Linked DNA regions of Homo sapiens: all the other regions are linked to region 2. A link is a contact called in ENCODE Hi-C or POLR2A ChIA-PET data. All regions are on one chromosome and are shown on one strand. The core of a region is the stretch at or near the end of the contact, and the rest is flanking DNA. Distances in the headings are between cores, read along the strand shown. Region 1 overlaps MIR4713HG (MIR4713 host gene). Region 2 overlaps TNFAIP8L3 (TNF alpha induced protein 8 like 3). Region 3 has its middle 5.6 kb from the start of MIR4713HG.

Region 1 (4,598 bases), core at 919-3,418, 43 kb after region 2:
TATTTGAGGACCCAGATTCTGTTGAGCCATTTAGTTTACAGTCACAGTGGCTCTCAAGTGTGCTGTATACCTATTTAGACTATTCATCTAGTGTTTGACACCAAAAAGATACCCTTTAAGGATCAAGGTCTGTCAATTCTTATCAAAGGCTTTATTGCAAGATACAGTATGTATAAGTGATTGCATAGAGGATGTTGTAGAAAATTCTGTTTTCCAAAGATGGTGGCAACCATATCTCCCATCCACATGCTTTTTTATAATGTGATGACATGCCTTCTACCAAGAAGTGGGGTCTACGTCCCCTTTCTTTGAATCTGGTTGGGCTTGTGACTTGCTTTGCAACCAACCAAATTCAGTGAAAGGGACTTTGGATAACTTCTGAGGCTAGGCCAGAAAAGACTATCCAGCTTTTGTCTGGCTCTCTGGGACATTCACATTTGGAGCGCTTAGCTGCTGCAGAAGAATTCTGATTACTGTCAACCTCCATGCAGTGAGGCAGCCTGGGTCATGTGGACAAGCCATGTGTGAGTGCCCCTGTCCCAGCCAACAGCCAGCACCAGCCATCAGCTGTGTAAGTAAAGATGCTTCCAGATTCCGCCTTTCACATTGCCCCTATGTGAACACCAAATATCGTGGAACAGAGCAAGCTTTCCTTGTTGTTCCCTGTCCACATTACTCTTGCTCAAAATTGTAAGCAAACTAAAATAATAATTTTAAGCTACTAGGTTTTGGGGTAATTTGTTATGCACCTATAGTAACTGGAACAAATGTACATCTCACTGATTCCTCTTGCCAGGAAGATCCCACCCCTGAATCACACTAGTCCAGCAGAAACCTACCTTGCTTAGATCTTGTCTTCAGCTGCTCTTGGGTGTGGTGCCCTGGTTTGTACCAAAAGGCAGGATCAGAGGCAGCTATTCTGTAGAGATACTGTTGAGGACAGAACAGAGTTCATTTAGGGCTTACTGCAAGAAAAACTGCTTTCTTGAAGCAACTGGCATCTTGCAAATACTGTGAATCTTATCATTGCTCAGTTTTCCCTCTTTGCTTTGGCTTCTCTGATGCTTGGGACCAATTTTGGAACCAACTTGTAATAATTAATCTTATCTCGTTGTATCCTGCTATATTTATTTTTGTAGCCCCCTCAAAATACTTCTGGAACAACATGAGGTAAATGGATTAATGAAGGGAACAAATGTCCCTCAAATCACTATAATGTTTGAGATTATTATTAGACTGAGCTAGTTCCAACATATAACTTTATTGCAACTAAAAACCAAACATAATCTATACTCTCTAAAACAAAAATGCAAGAAGCTAAAAGGGGTAGTCTAAGCCAGATGTTAAAAGAAATAATCATCACTGCAAGGCAACACAATATCATGTAGTAAGCAAAATAATGAGATCCTTAGACAGGAAAAATAATATTTCTTGAGCACACACTGACTCCCAGGTACAGATTTTCTAGGTCCTTTAGGTACACAATTTTATTTAATCCTGATAAAACAGCTCCATGGGCTTGCAGCTATCTTATTTTGCTGAAGGCACAGATCAGATCCTGTTCATGTGAACACCATGCAGATGTGATTTTCGTGGAGAGGGGGTTTCGTTGTAATTAGTCATGGCCCAGAAGAAATTCAGTGCCCTGGTAGGGAAGGTGTAGTCACAAGAAGGAATAGTGACATTCCTGCAAGGGACAGTCTCTTACACAACCATTACTTTCTGAGCTCATGCTTTCAGAACAGGATGTTTCATTTTCTTTCTCCTCTTCCACATTATCACCACTGTGCCCTGACCTCCTCTGGAAAATAACACTGCTTCTTCAGCGAGGCTCCCTGGAAACATCTCAGATGTCGGCTAGACTGTGGGTGAGGCTTCTGTCATTCCCAACTCTGAGAGCCTGCTTGTTTCTGGGCACTGACACACAGAGGCATGCCATTTCTCCCCATATATGGACGGGAACTGGGAAATGTGTTCTTGGTACCAAAATAATTCCTCTCAATGGATTCAGTCATGAGCAGATCAGGCAAGCATCATGACCATGGGCTTCTGGGTGGGGCTTGGACATTCTTGCATTTTGTGTCATGAATTGTTCACTGTAATGATACCCTACTTGCTGCCTTCTTGGTGAGGCAGTGATTTTAAGCACCAGAAAGGAGAAACCCTGACCTGTGGGCAAGAACTCCATCCAAGACCTAACCACAAGCTGCTGTTTATCTGGGTAATACTGCTGAAACTATGACTTAAATTCTCAAATTTCTCTAATGGCTTGTCTGTGTAAATGATCTTTTGGTTACTACTGGAGTTATAAGTAGGTATGAAGTGACTCAAGGGGTGATTTGGGTGAGCCAAACAGCTGGACACCTTCTCCCTGCTGGCCATGGCGCCTGAAGTTCTGTCATCAGTGCTTCACATCACTGAATCAAAAGGAATTTTTCAGTGTCCAAGAGTTCCCTAATAAAAATTTTCCTGGATTGATACTTGAAGCAGGTAGATGGGAGTCAAGGTAGGCTACTGCCCTCTGTAAACTCAGCCCTCTCCTCCCCAGTTCCCAACCTACTAGCAACTAGTACCTGTGACCTTCGTAAGGTCCTGGTTTTGTCTGTACCAGTTCAGGATGTTAGTGTCCTTCACATGCCAGCAGATAGGGTTTGGCAGTTCACTCACTCATTATTAAGTCAGCAAATAGTTATTGGGCAGGTCCATCTCAGGGATCAGGCATTTTGGCCAGACTCTGGGCATACTGGAGTGAACAAAGTCCCTGCCTTCATGGAGCACACATTATAGTGTAGGAAGTAGAGAACAACAAGTTCACCGGTAATATACATTGGTGATATGGTGGCAAGTACTGGGGAGACAATGAGGTGGGGCTGGAGAGTGAAAAGGATGGGGAAAGATGTGAATGATATTGTATATGGCAGACAGAGAGGTTCTCTTGGCTGAGGTGACAACTGGGCAGAGAGCTATAAGCAATGAGTGAGCTATTGGGACCAACCAGCATGCCAGGACAGGGAGTGGCTGGGGCAGAGCCCCTGAGTGGGAGCCTGCTTGGTGGGGCTGAGGAACAGCAGGAGGCCCAGGTGGTTGGGTGGAGGCATGGAAAGGGTGGTAGTGAGGAAGTCAGAGAGGTGGAGTGACAGGAGCAGTTACTCCTGATTCCCCAGTTTGAGTGCCTAGAAGGCGTGGAGTAAGCCCTGGTAGAGCACTCACTCGGGGGCTCCATCCTGAGCCCTGGTGACCTGGATGAGGCCGTGGAAACTGCCTGTCGACTCTCTTAGGGCTATAACCCCATCCTTCTCTTCTGTATCAGCAAATATCATCCTGGCTACAGGGTGCTTTCCAGGGCCCTCCCTGGGATGACCTCTATAGCCTTTGATTGGCCACTTCCCACCTGCCCTGCACAAGCAGTGGGGGCAGGCATCTCGCAGGTGGCTCCCCTTTGCCCCAGCCCTATTCTGTCCCAGCTTCTGTGCTACCCCATAACCGTCCCCCACAACCATCCTCCCATCCCTTTACTGAGCTTGGACCTGTTTGCGTGAAATTATCAAGAGCTGTGAGAGCAGTTGTGGGCAAACACCTTCCACCTAGCCCGCCCTGGCTAAGCCTCTCCCGCCCTGGGGAAATGTACTGAGTGCTTGCTATGTGCCAGGAACTGTGCCTTTCATATGTCAAGATTTCATTTAATCTACCCCACTTCTCAATGAGGTAATACTACTAAGTTTTAGCCCAATTTTACAGATGAGGAAATGGCTAAGTAATTTGGCCAAGGTCACACAGCTGGTAAGTGGTGAAGTTTTGGTTGAAACCTAAACCTGTCTTCCCCAGAGTCCTTCTTATTGAATGTGTGCAGGAAGAGGTTCTGAATGGAGAATGATAACAGGGACAGTTCTATTGCTCTAGGCATCAAGGAGCTGATCTATGCATCCTGCTCACATTGTTCGCCCACCAGGAATGAAGATCCTGGAAACTCTCCCATCATCCTCCACCAGTGACAGCTCTACTATTCCAGCAACAAAAACGGCTCTGCTTATCTGGCCTGGAGTTCCCTGATTCCAAAAAGAAAAAATTCTGCATTTGTAGTATTTTCCCTGATGTATAAATATTCTTTTTCCTGGCCCTAATGCCTAGCCTCCTACATCCAACTTTCATTGAATGCCTGGTGGGTAGCAAGGGCTGGGAACACAAAGCCAGTTACAGCCTGGCCCCTGCCATCATGGGGCACCCAGAGCAGAGGACCAAGTGACCTCTCGAGGCAGCTGCCCCATGACCCTGTTTTCCTGATGGAAAAACCACACTGCTGTCTTCCCCCACAATTCCCCTCAGATCTGCAGGTTCTCACTGAGCAACTATTACCTGTCAGGTATGGTCTTGGGCCTGCTGAGGACACAGTGAAAAATGAGACCCTTCCAGTCTTAAGGAGTTAATAGCTGGATTTTGGGGGACAGGAGGCAATGCAGAGCAGGTGCAAGACAAGTACCCCAAACCCTCTGCCGGCAGGCAGACTATAAGGCGTCTTGTTGCTGAGCTATGTGTTTAAAAACAAAACAAAAAGTAAATAAAGACAATGCCATTTCAACAAGAGGAACCTGAAATGAGAA
Region 2 (4,634 bases), core at 1,351-3,850:
CCTGGGTGGTTTCCCTGATAAGCTTCCAGCCATCTATCTTGTATAAGAATTTGTTATTTACCTGCAAGTAATTTGGGGTACAAACTTCTACAGTGAGGGCTCAGGAGGGTCACCGGGATAGCATCTCTGAAGCTTTAAAGATCAAAAGTGTCATGTAGAGGAACCCAAATGTTATGGACCACCAAAATTACCAGGAAGGCTTTAAGAAAAGACAACAACCAAGTAGATTTCCATACTCTACCCCAAATTGTCACAAGCTCCCTAAGTGATTCTGACATGATGAATGTAGGACCCATGATTTATAACAGTGTCCTCCAACATGTATCCTATAGAGCACTTGTCCTGTTAGATGCTCCAGGAAAGAAAGTCTTGAGGTCAGTTAAATGAGTTTGTAGATGACAATATATCATGGTTTGCTTTTGATGGTTCACCATACCAGGTAGCTTATTAAGGCTTTGAGAAGTCCTACAGTAAAGATACCTGCATAGTTTTGTTTAGTCCACCACTTCTCAAATTTACTGGACATATACATATACATATGAATATATATATATATGTATATGACATATATATATCACATTCTCTGGTATGCATTATAGGAAATACTGGGATAGGATTGAGAGAAATAAAATCAAGACACTGGTCAACAGAACACTTTCACAACTCTCAGAGCTTAACGGGGAAGCTGGGGAGATACCATTGTTTCCAACATGCATACATAATGTTACAAATGATTTAAGGGAGAGAGAGGGCACTGAGGGAGCAGTCCCATTTGCAAGACTTTCTGCACATGGAAATCTTGGCCTTGCTTTCAACCATCCTTCTGCCTCAGCCTTCTGCACAGGGTGCCTATTGGTGACCCACCAAGGAGGAATACTGCAGGCTGAAAGAAACAGCATGAGCTAAGCTTTGGGAGTCAAGGTCACAAGTGTGCTTGGGATATTTGGGAAACAGGCCTAACTAGTGGACCGTGTTTATTAATGGGGAAACACTAAAAGATGGAGGATAGGTCTTGGTAAAAACTTCTCCTTCTGTATACAAGTCCTAGGAAAGCTCTTTTGGCCAGAGATAATTCTTTTAACCATGTTTGAACAAAAGTTCCCATTTTCCAGGCATGAAAGGTAATGGATTGTTTATAGTACTTCGGAATCTCTGAGAATAGACATAAAAATGTGATTATGTAGCGATAGCAAATTCATCCTGGTAGAAAGACAGGGGGCTTCCTTAAACCAAGATTGATAGAAGAGCTCAATCAAAGATAATATGAAGTCTCTGAGAATAAGGACCCTTCGATCATTTACAAGAAAGGAAACACACCAGGACTATGTTGGGAGAATGGTGTGACAATGGCAGTGAGCTAGTTTGGAGAGAGAAAGCAAAAGATAATTTAAGGGGGGAACTTCACTGCATGGAAAAGTGCTGGGGTCAGTCTGAGCTGCTGCTTTTATAAATGATGTTCAGCCAGAGTACAAGTGATGTTTCCATGTTTCTAGAAAACACTAAGCTCTCCCAGATGGTGAAATGCCAAGCTAATGGTGATAAACAACAGGAAGATCTTTACCAAGCTGGGTGAGTGGGCAGAATAGCTTCAGCATGGTAAGAACAAGGTAATAAATTTTGGGAAAAATAAAGTAAATGATGGTTATAAAACATGACAGGCTCTGAGCTCTCAGCTACAGCCCAGAAAAGGGCCTCTGAGCATCACTCTAGGATGTGGGAGTGGACAGGGTGAGGGGACAGCTATTCTCCCCTCTTTTTCACAGGACTTGGAAACTTCTCTAAGGAGTGTGTGGAAAACTTGAATGTAAGTGTGGATAGCTGTGTCAAAATTATAAAATGGGAAATTATTTGTAATAGTCAGTACACATCAGAATTACTTCATTTCTCTAAATAGCTTGAGATAATGGCAGGGAAGAGAATTAGCTAAAAATGTTAAGCAGAAGTTAAGAGTGAAGATGGTTCCCAGAAGAAAACAATCTGGAGTGCTTAATGGGCATCATTTGTCAAGGCAGGGGACCCAAAAGACAGGGAAGGTGGGAGGAAAGGCCCAAGGGGTGGGGTAAGAGCCCTGGGCAGAGGGAGATTCCTGGTAGTCCAAGTTTCTGGCACTCAATCACTTACACTTAATTGTTAGGGGGAAAAAAAAAAACAAAAAATGGAAGAACTTCAAGCAAGTCTCCTTAAGACGGAGCAGGCTCACAAACTGCTTTGAACTTGAACTTTCTTTCCTTTTTTTTTTTTTTTTGAGACAGAGTCTCACTTTGTCGCCCAGGCTGGAGGGCAGTGGCACAGTCTCAGCTCACTGAAACCTCTGCCTCCTGGATTCAAGCGATTCTCCTGCCTCCGCCTCCCGAGTAGCTGGGACTACAGGTACACACCACCATGCCTGGCTAATTTTTGTATTTTTAGTAGAGACGGGGTTTCAACATGTTGGCCAGGCTGGTCTACGAACTCCTGACCTCGTGATCCACCCGCCTCGGCCTCCCAAAGTGCTGGAATTACAGGCATTGAGCCACAGCGTCTGGCCTGAACTTGAACTTTCATGATGAGCAACCATCCTTCTGCTCAGTTTATGCAGCCAGAAAAGCTGACTGAACCTGTCACGTCTCTCATGCTCCATCTTTCACTACTGATAAGTGGTCAGGAGCGAGTGGTGAGAGTGATGGCCTCCCCACCCCTTCCCGTCTCCTTTTCTGTTCTGTGGGTGAATGATGAGGAAGGTGTATGCTGTAGGGGTGAGGCGTGGTGGTATGCAGGATGGGATATCCTTGACAATGATAAAATGCTTCCTCAAGAAGACACTGCTTCTGCTTTAGGTTTTGGATGTCCCTAAGTAGCTGTGGGGGCAGGACCATTAAGGAACTTTAAGTAGTGTTTTGAAATGTGAACCTAATACAGTTGTGGCTTCCAGAGAGACTCATTGAGTTGTTGCATCTCCAGTGGATTCAAACTAGAAAACATTTTCCATCCCTTGTATAAAACTGTTGTTTGTATATTCCTAGAATTCTAAAGAAAGAACATGGAGCTGGAGGAGGTAGAATGAAATGAAAGCCTTAAGGGATGGTGGGGCCTTTGAGTTAGAGACAAACAAAAAAAAACCTTGATCCTCCCCTCTCCCATGGAGAAATGATCAAAGCTTAGAAGCTCATGAAAAGTGCCTTTATTGGTCCAATTCCTTTCATACGTGAGAGAGGGTGGCACTTCTGAGGCTTACAAAAGGCATTTGGGAACACTTTAAAAGGCACCCATGGTAAAACTTAGATGATTTAGAAGGGTTAGGGAATGGATTTTTCAGACTCAGGGTTAACTTTGCAGCATATTCTTGAAGACTTCTTGGGTCTGGTCCCTTCCCAACCCTCCAGAGGAGCCACCTGCCTTGAAGACAGATACCCCGAGCTTACCCCTGCTTCTGGGAAGTCCTGAGGTCTCCCAAATTTCCACCACCTGCCACAGGAAGCAGGCAGCTTGTGGGACTCATGGGGGACACCATGACTTAAAGGGTAGCAGCCTCCACTAGGCACCACTGGTGGGGTGCAAAAAATGGAACTCTTAGAACCTCTATTTAGGTTTCCTTTTTTGTAATGAGATAAATTAAGCTTTACTAATATTTAATACACAGACAGATTTGGGCCCCACTGTTGTGTGGCATTCTGAGGGATGAGGGAAACATCCCCCACATGGGGTGGGGAGAGGTGCTTAGTCTATGCCTCACTCGTTTGTTCTCTTTCAGCAGTTTTGATTTATTTCAGCATATGTTTATGTGTGCTTGGTTAAACAGACTCACTGATTATATTACTTCATTCTAACTAAACTAGCCCTTGCAAAATAGCCCAGTGATTTCAAAAAATGCCTGAAAGAAACAAAACCGAGGACTGAAGATGAGCCGCTAATCATACAGGCACATGTGAACAGCAGGAAAACACAGAGTGGACAATTATCCTTCCTCTTGACAAGAGCTTTCCCTGCAGCCCCACTTTAAGGGAAAAGTAATGATCTAATCAGATCTGACAAGAAATGGGCCATCTACATTTCAAAAATTTCCATGGGACAACTTGAAGAATGGATTTCAAATACTTTTACTTGCCTTGAGATATTTCCCGAAGGCAGTAGGAAGCCATGGCAATTAGAAAGATAGTTAAATGCTTTGTATTTAAAGATAGTTAAATGCCTCGTGTTTCTGATCTTTAGCTTGTCCTCTAGGTGACAGGGAGAGAGCAGAGTAAGGAACAGCATGGGTGATTGCTGGGGTTCAGGGATGAGTCAAGGATGACGATGAGTTGTTTCTTCTAGCTTTAGAGACAGGTAGGGTGAAAGGATATAGAGGTGCCACCAACTGAAATGGACATCTTGGAGGAGGAGCCAGCCTGTAGGGAAGATGAATTCATCCCTGAGTTCCAGGTACCCATGGGGCATCTGGGTGGAGATAGTGACACCAGCCTGTCTAGCAGGACACTTCAAACCTCACCTGTCCTATACTAGTCTTCCCATTTTCCCCTGCAAACCCTGTCCTTTTCCAGTAAGGAAGAGATGATGAAAAGACCCATCTTCCTGAAATAATTAGCCCACTAGAGATCTTGAGGGATAAGTGGGCTCTTCCTTCAAAATGCAAACACGTCCATTTAGCTGGTTAAAGT
Region 3 (4,738 bases), core at 7-2,506, 36 kb before region 2:
TGAGTTATCTTAAATTTCATTGAGTTTCCTCATGATTTTTGAATGCTTTGTCTGAAAGATCACATCTCTCTGTCACTCCAGGATTGGTCACTGGTACCTTATTTAGTTTGTTTGGTAAGTTCATGTTTTCCTGGATGGTCTTGATGCTTGTGGATGTTCATCAGTGTTTAGACATTGAAGAGTTAGGTATTTATTATAGTCTTCACTGTCTGAGCTTGTTTGTACCCATCCTTCTTGGGAAGGCTTTCTAAGTATTCAAAAGGAATCGAGTATTATAATCTAAATATTTGGTCACTGGTGTTTAAATCCCTCAGATTCTGTTTGTCTGGGAAAGTCTTTATTATCTGTGTTATGGGGCACCCCAGGCCTGATAACATTGTGATTCTTGCACACTTATAGAGGTACCATCTTGGTGGTCTTGGGAAAGATCTGGGAGAATTCTCTGGATTACTAGGCAGAGACACTTTTTCTCTTCCTTTATTTTCCCCCAAACAGAGTATCTCTCTCTGTCCATGCTGGGCTACGTGGAGCTGGTTGAGGGGTGACACAAACACCCCTGTGGCCACCACCACTGGCCCTGCACTGTGTCAGAGCCAAAGCCAGCATAGCATTGAGTCTTGCCTGACCTGCAGAGACCACTGCCTGGCTACTGCTGATGTTCACTGAAGGCCCAAGGGCTCTTTAGTCAGCAGGTGGTAAATCCAGCCAGGCTTGTATCCTGTTCATGGCAGCGAGCTCCCACCTCTGGCCCAGGGCAGGTTCATAAATGCCATCTGGGAGCCAGAGCTTGGAGTTCAGAACCTTAGGATTCTACTTGGTACTCTATTCTACTGTAGTTATGCTGGCATCCAAGCTGCAAGATAAAGTCCTTTCCACTCTTCCTTCTCCTTTTCTTATGCAGGAGTGTCTTCTCATGGCCACCATTGCCCCAGGGCCACTGCGAGTACTGCCTGGTTAGTGCCAGTGTTCACTCAAGGCTCACATGCTCTTCAGTCAGCTTGTGGTGAATGCTGCCAGGTCTGGGTCTCTCCCTTCAGGGCAGTGGGCTCACCTCTGGCTGAGGGTGGATCCAGAAATGCCATCCAGAAGCCAAGGCCTGGAATTGGGAACCCCAGGAGCCTGCTTAGTGCTGTATGCTACTGCGGCTGAGCTGATGCCTAAGCTCTATGACAACGTCCCCTTTACTCTTTCCTGTCCTTTCCTCAAGCAGAAGGAGCCTCTCCCTGTGGCCACCAAAGTTGGGAATATGCTGGGTCACATCTGAAGCCAGCAAAGCCCTGGGTCTCATCCAAGTACTGCTGATGTTTATTCAAGGCTCAGCAGCTCTTTAGTCATCAGGTGACGAATCCTGCTAGGACTGGGTCCTTTACTTCAAGGCAACAACAGTTTCTCTTCTGGCCTAGCGTATGTCTAGAAATGTCATCTGGGAGTTAGGGCCTGGAATGGAGGCCTCACGACTGCCTGGTGACCTCTTCTACTGTGGATTAGCTGGTATCCAAGTTGCAAGACAGTCCTCTTTAGTCTCCTCTCTCCTTTCCTCAAGCAAAAGGAAGAAGTCTCTCCTGGGCCTGTAAGCTACATTGTCTTGGAATGGGAAAAGGGTGATTTAAGCATTTCTTTGGCTGCCCCATCTAGTGTCTCACTGAGTTGTGTGTACCCCAAGTCCACTTGTTCTGAGCCCAGAACAGTACCAGGACTTGCCCAGGAATTGCAATCCTTGTGGCCTAGACTGACTTTCATGTTTATTTAGGACCCCGGAGTGCTTTAGCCTGTGGTGGGGGGGCTAGCTGGAACTCAGGTTCCAACCACTGGAATGGATGATTCCCCTCTGTCTAAGGCTGGCCTAAATGTTCCTTCATAGGTGCTGGCCAAATTCTGTCCTAGGTTTCTTTCCACTGTGACAGGGCAGTGCTGAGTTCCAATGCAAAGTCCCACAATCACTGCAGTCCCTCTCCCCAAAGCACACATATTCTCTCTCCATGCCACGTGGCCAGTGCTGGGGGGAGGGAGAGGGGTGATGTCAGCAATTCAAGACTGTCTGTCCTATCTTCTTCAGTGCTTCTTTCCTTTTTTTTTTTCTTTTTTTTAAATTATTATCATTATACTTTAAGTTTTAGGGTACATGTGCACATTGTGCAGGTTAGTTACATATGTATACATGTGCCATGCTGGTGCGCTGCACCCACCAACTTGTCATCTAGCATTAGGTATATCTCCCAGTGCTATCCCTCCCCCCGCCACCCGACAACAGTCCCCAGAGTGTGATGTTCCCCTTCCTGTGTCCATGTGTTCTCATTGTTCAATTCCCACCTACGAGTGAGAATATGTGGTGTTTGGTTTTTTGTTCTTGTGATAGTTTACTGAGAATGATGATTTCCAATTTCATCCATGTCCCTACAAAGGACATGAACTCATCGTTTTTTATGGCTGCATAGTATTCCATGGTGTATACGTGCCACATTTTCTTAATCCAGTCTATCACTGTTGGACATTTGGGTTGGTTCCAAGTCTTTGCTATTGTGAATAATGCTGCAATAAACATACGTGTGCATGTGTCTTTATAGCAGCATGATTTATAGTCCTTTGGGTATATACCCAGTAATGGGATGGCTGGGTCAAATGGTATTTCCAGTTCTAGATCCCTGAGGAATCGCCACACTGACTTCCACAATGGTTGAACTAGTTTACAGTCCCACCAACAGTGTAAAAGTGTTCCTATTTCTCCACATCCTCTCCAGCATCTGTTGTTTCCTGACTTTTTAATGATTGCCATTCTAACTGGTGTGAGATGGTATCTCATTGTGGTTTTGATTTGCATTTCTCTGATGGCCAGTGATGATGAGCATTTTTTCATGTGTTTTTTGGCTGCATAAATGTCTTCTTTTGAGAAGTGTCTGTTCACGTCCTTCGCCCACTTTTTGATGGGGTTGTTTGTTTTTTTCTTGTAAATTTGTTTGAGTTCTTTGTAGATTCTGGATATTAGCCCTTTGTCAGATGAGTAGGTTGTGAAAATTTTCTCCCATTTTGTAGGTTGCCTGTTCACTCTGATGTTAGTTTCTTTTGCTGTGCAGAAGCTCTTTAGTTTAATCAGATCCCATTTGTCAATTTTGTCTTTTGTTGCCATTGCTTTTGGTGTTTTAGACATGAAGTCCTTGCCCATGCCTATGTCCTGAATGGTAATGCCTAGGTTTTCTTCTAGGGTTTTTATGGTTTTAGGTCTAACGTTTAAGTCTTTAATCCATCTTGAATTGATTTTTGTATAAGGTGTAAGGAAGGGATCCAGTTTCAGCTTTCTACATATGGCTAGCCAGTTTTCCCAGCACCATTTAATAAATAGGGAATCCTTTCCCCATTGCTTGTTTTTCCCAGGTTTGTCAAAGATCAGATAGTTGTAGATATGCGGCGTTATTTCTGAGGGCTCTGTTCTGTTCCATTGATCTATATCTCTGTTTTGGTACCAGTACCGTGCTGTTTTGGTTACTGTAGCCTTGTAGTATAGTTTGAAGTCAGGTAGTGTGATGCCTCCAGCTTTGTTCTTTTGTCTTAGGATTGACTTGGTGATGCGGGCTCTTTTTTGGTTCCATATGAACTTTAAAGTAGTTTTTTCCAATTCTGTGAAGAAAGGCATTGGTAGCTTGATGGGCATGGCATTGAATCTGTAAATTACCTTGGGCAGTATGGCCATTTTCACAATATTGATTCTTCCTACCCATGAGCATGGAATGTTCTTCCATTTGTTTGTATCCTCTTTCATTTCCTTGAGCAGTGGTTTATAGTTCTCCTTGAAGAGGTCCTTCACATCCCTTGTAAGTTGGATTCCTAGGTATTTTATTCTCTTTGAAGCAATTGTGAATGGGAGTTCACTCATGATTTGGCTCTCTGTCTGTTATTGGTGTATAAGAATGCTTGTGATTTTTGCACATTGATTTTGTATCCTGAGACTTTGCTGAAGTTGCTTATCAGTTTAAGGAGATTTTGGGCTGAGACTATGGGGTTTTCTAGATATACAATCATGTCGTCTGCAAACAGGGACAATTTGACTTCCTCTTTTCCTAACTGAATACCCTTTATTTCCTTCTCCTGCCTAATTGCCCTGGCCAGAACTTCCAACACTATGTTGAATAGGAGTGGTGAGGTGAGAGAGGGCATCCCTGTCTTGTGCCAGTTTTCAAAGGGAATGCTTCCAGTTTTTGCCCATTCAGTATGATATTGGCTGTGGGTTTGTCATAGATAGCTCTTATTATTTTGAGATACGTCCCATCAATACCTAATTTATTGAGAGTTTTTAGCATGAAGGGTTGTTGAATTTTGTCAAAGGCTTTTTCTGCACCTATTGAGATAATCATGTGGTTTTTGTCTTTGGCTCTGTTTATATGCTGGATTACATTTATTGATTTGCGTATATTGAACCAGCCTTGCATCCCAGGGATGAAGCCCACTTGATCATGGTGGATAAGCTTTTTGATGTGCTGCTGGATTCGTTTTGCCAGTATTTTATTGAGGATTTTTGCATCAATGTTCATCAAGGATATTGTTCTAAAATTCTCTTTTTTTGTTGTGTCTCTGCCTGGCTTTGGTATCAGAATGATGCTGGCCTCATAAAATGAGTTAGGGAGGATTCCCTCTTTTTCTATTGATTGGAATATTTTCAGAAGGAATGGTACCAGTTCCTCCTTGTACCTCTGGTAGAATTCGGCTGTGAATCCATCTGGTCCTGGACTCTTTTTGGTTGGTAAGC

Evidence for each region. Hi-C counts contacts between places; a loop is a spot of excess contacts on that map. ChIA-PET counts read pairs that join two places held with the same protein, here RNA polymerase II (POLR2A). Pooled maps may share reads with other maps.
Region 1: a loop to region 2 is called in a map of lower leg skin, with 4 times the contacts of the local background. The contact joins two enhancer-like sites. A Hi-C loop is called at or near these places in 3 of 168 maps with a recorded cell type or tissue (A673, endothelial cell of hepatic sinusoid and lower leg skin) and 1 of 50 pooled maps. POLR2A ChIA-PET finds 5 or more read pairs at or near these places in 1 of 52 experiments (A549).
Region 3: POLR2A ChIA-PET joins it to region 2 with 10 read pairs in AG04450. The contact joins two enhancer-like sites. A Hi-C loop is called at or near these places in 1 of 50 pooled maps. POLR2A ChIA-PET finds 5 or more read pairs at or near these places in 8 of 52 experiments (AG04450, GM12878, H1 and 5 more).

The regions. Positions count from the first base shown.
Region 1 is chr15:51,107,308-51,111,905 of GRCh38, forward strand. All of the region lies in intron 1 of MIR4713HG (MIR4713 host gene), which reads left to right. Among named protein-coding and RNA genes, the nearest start is that of TNFAIP8L3, 15 kb to the left of the region's middle. Within about 2 kb of position 2,169, at least 6 of the 41 ENCODE cell types and tissues checked have a DNase peak (open chromatin) inside an H3K27ac peak, as active enhancers do.
Region 2 is chr15:51,063,936-51,068,569 of GRCh38, forward strand. The region is part of intron 1 of TNFAIP8L3 (TNF alpha induced protein 8 like 3); the gene reads right to left. The region is part of intron 1 of MIR4713HG (MIR4713 host gene); the gene reads left to right. Among named protein-coding and RNA genes, the nearest start is that of TNFAIP8L3, 29 kb to the right of the region's middle. Within about 2 kb of position 2,601, at least 2 of the 41 ENCODE cell types and tissues checked have a DNase peak (open chromatin) inside an H3K27ac peak, as active enhancers do.
Region 3 is chr15:51,029,540-51,034,277 of GRCh38, forward strand. No RefSeq gene overlaps it. Among named protein-coding and RNA genes, the nearest start is that of MIR4713HG, 5.6 kb to the right of the region's middle. RefSeq lists a silencer at 1,399-1,599. Within about 2 kb of position 1,257, at least 4 of the 41 ENCODE cell types and tissues checked have a DNase peak (open chromatin) inside an H3K27ac peak, as active enhancers do.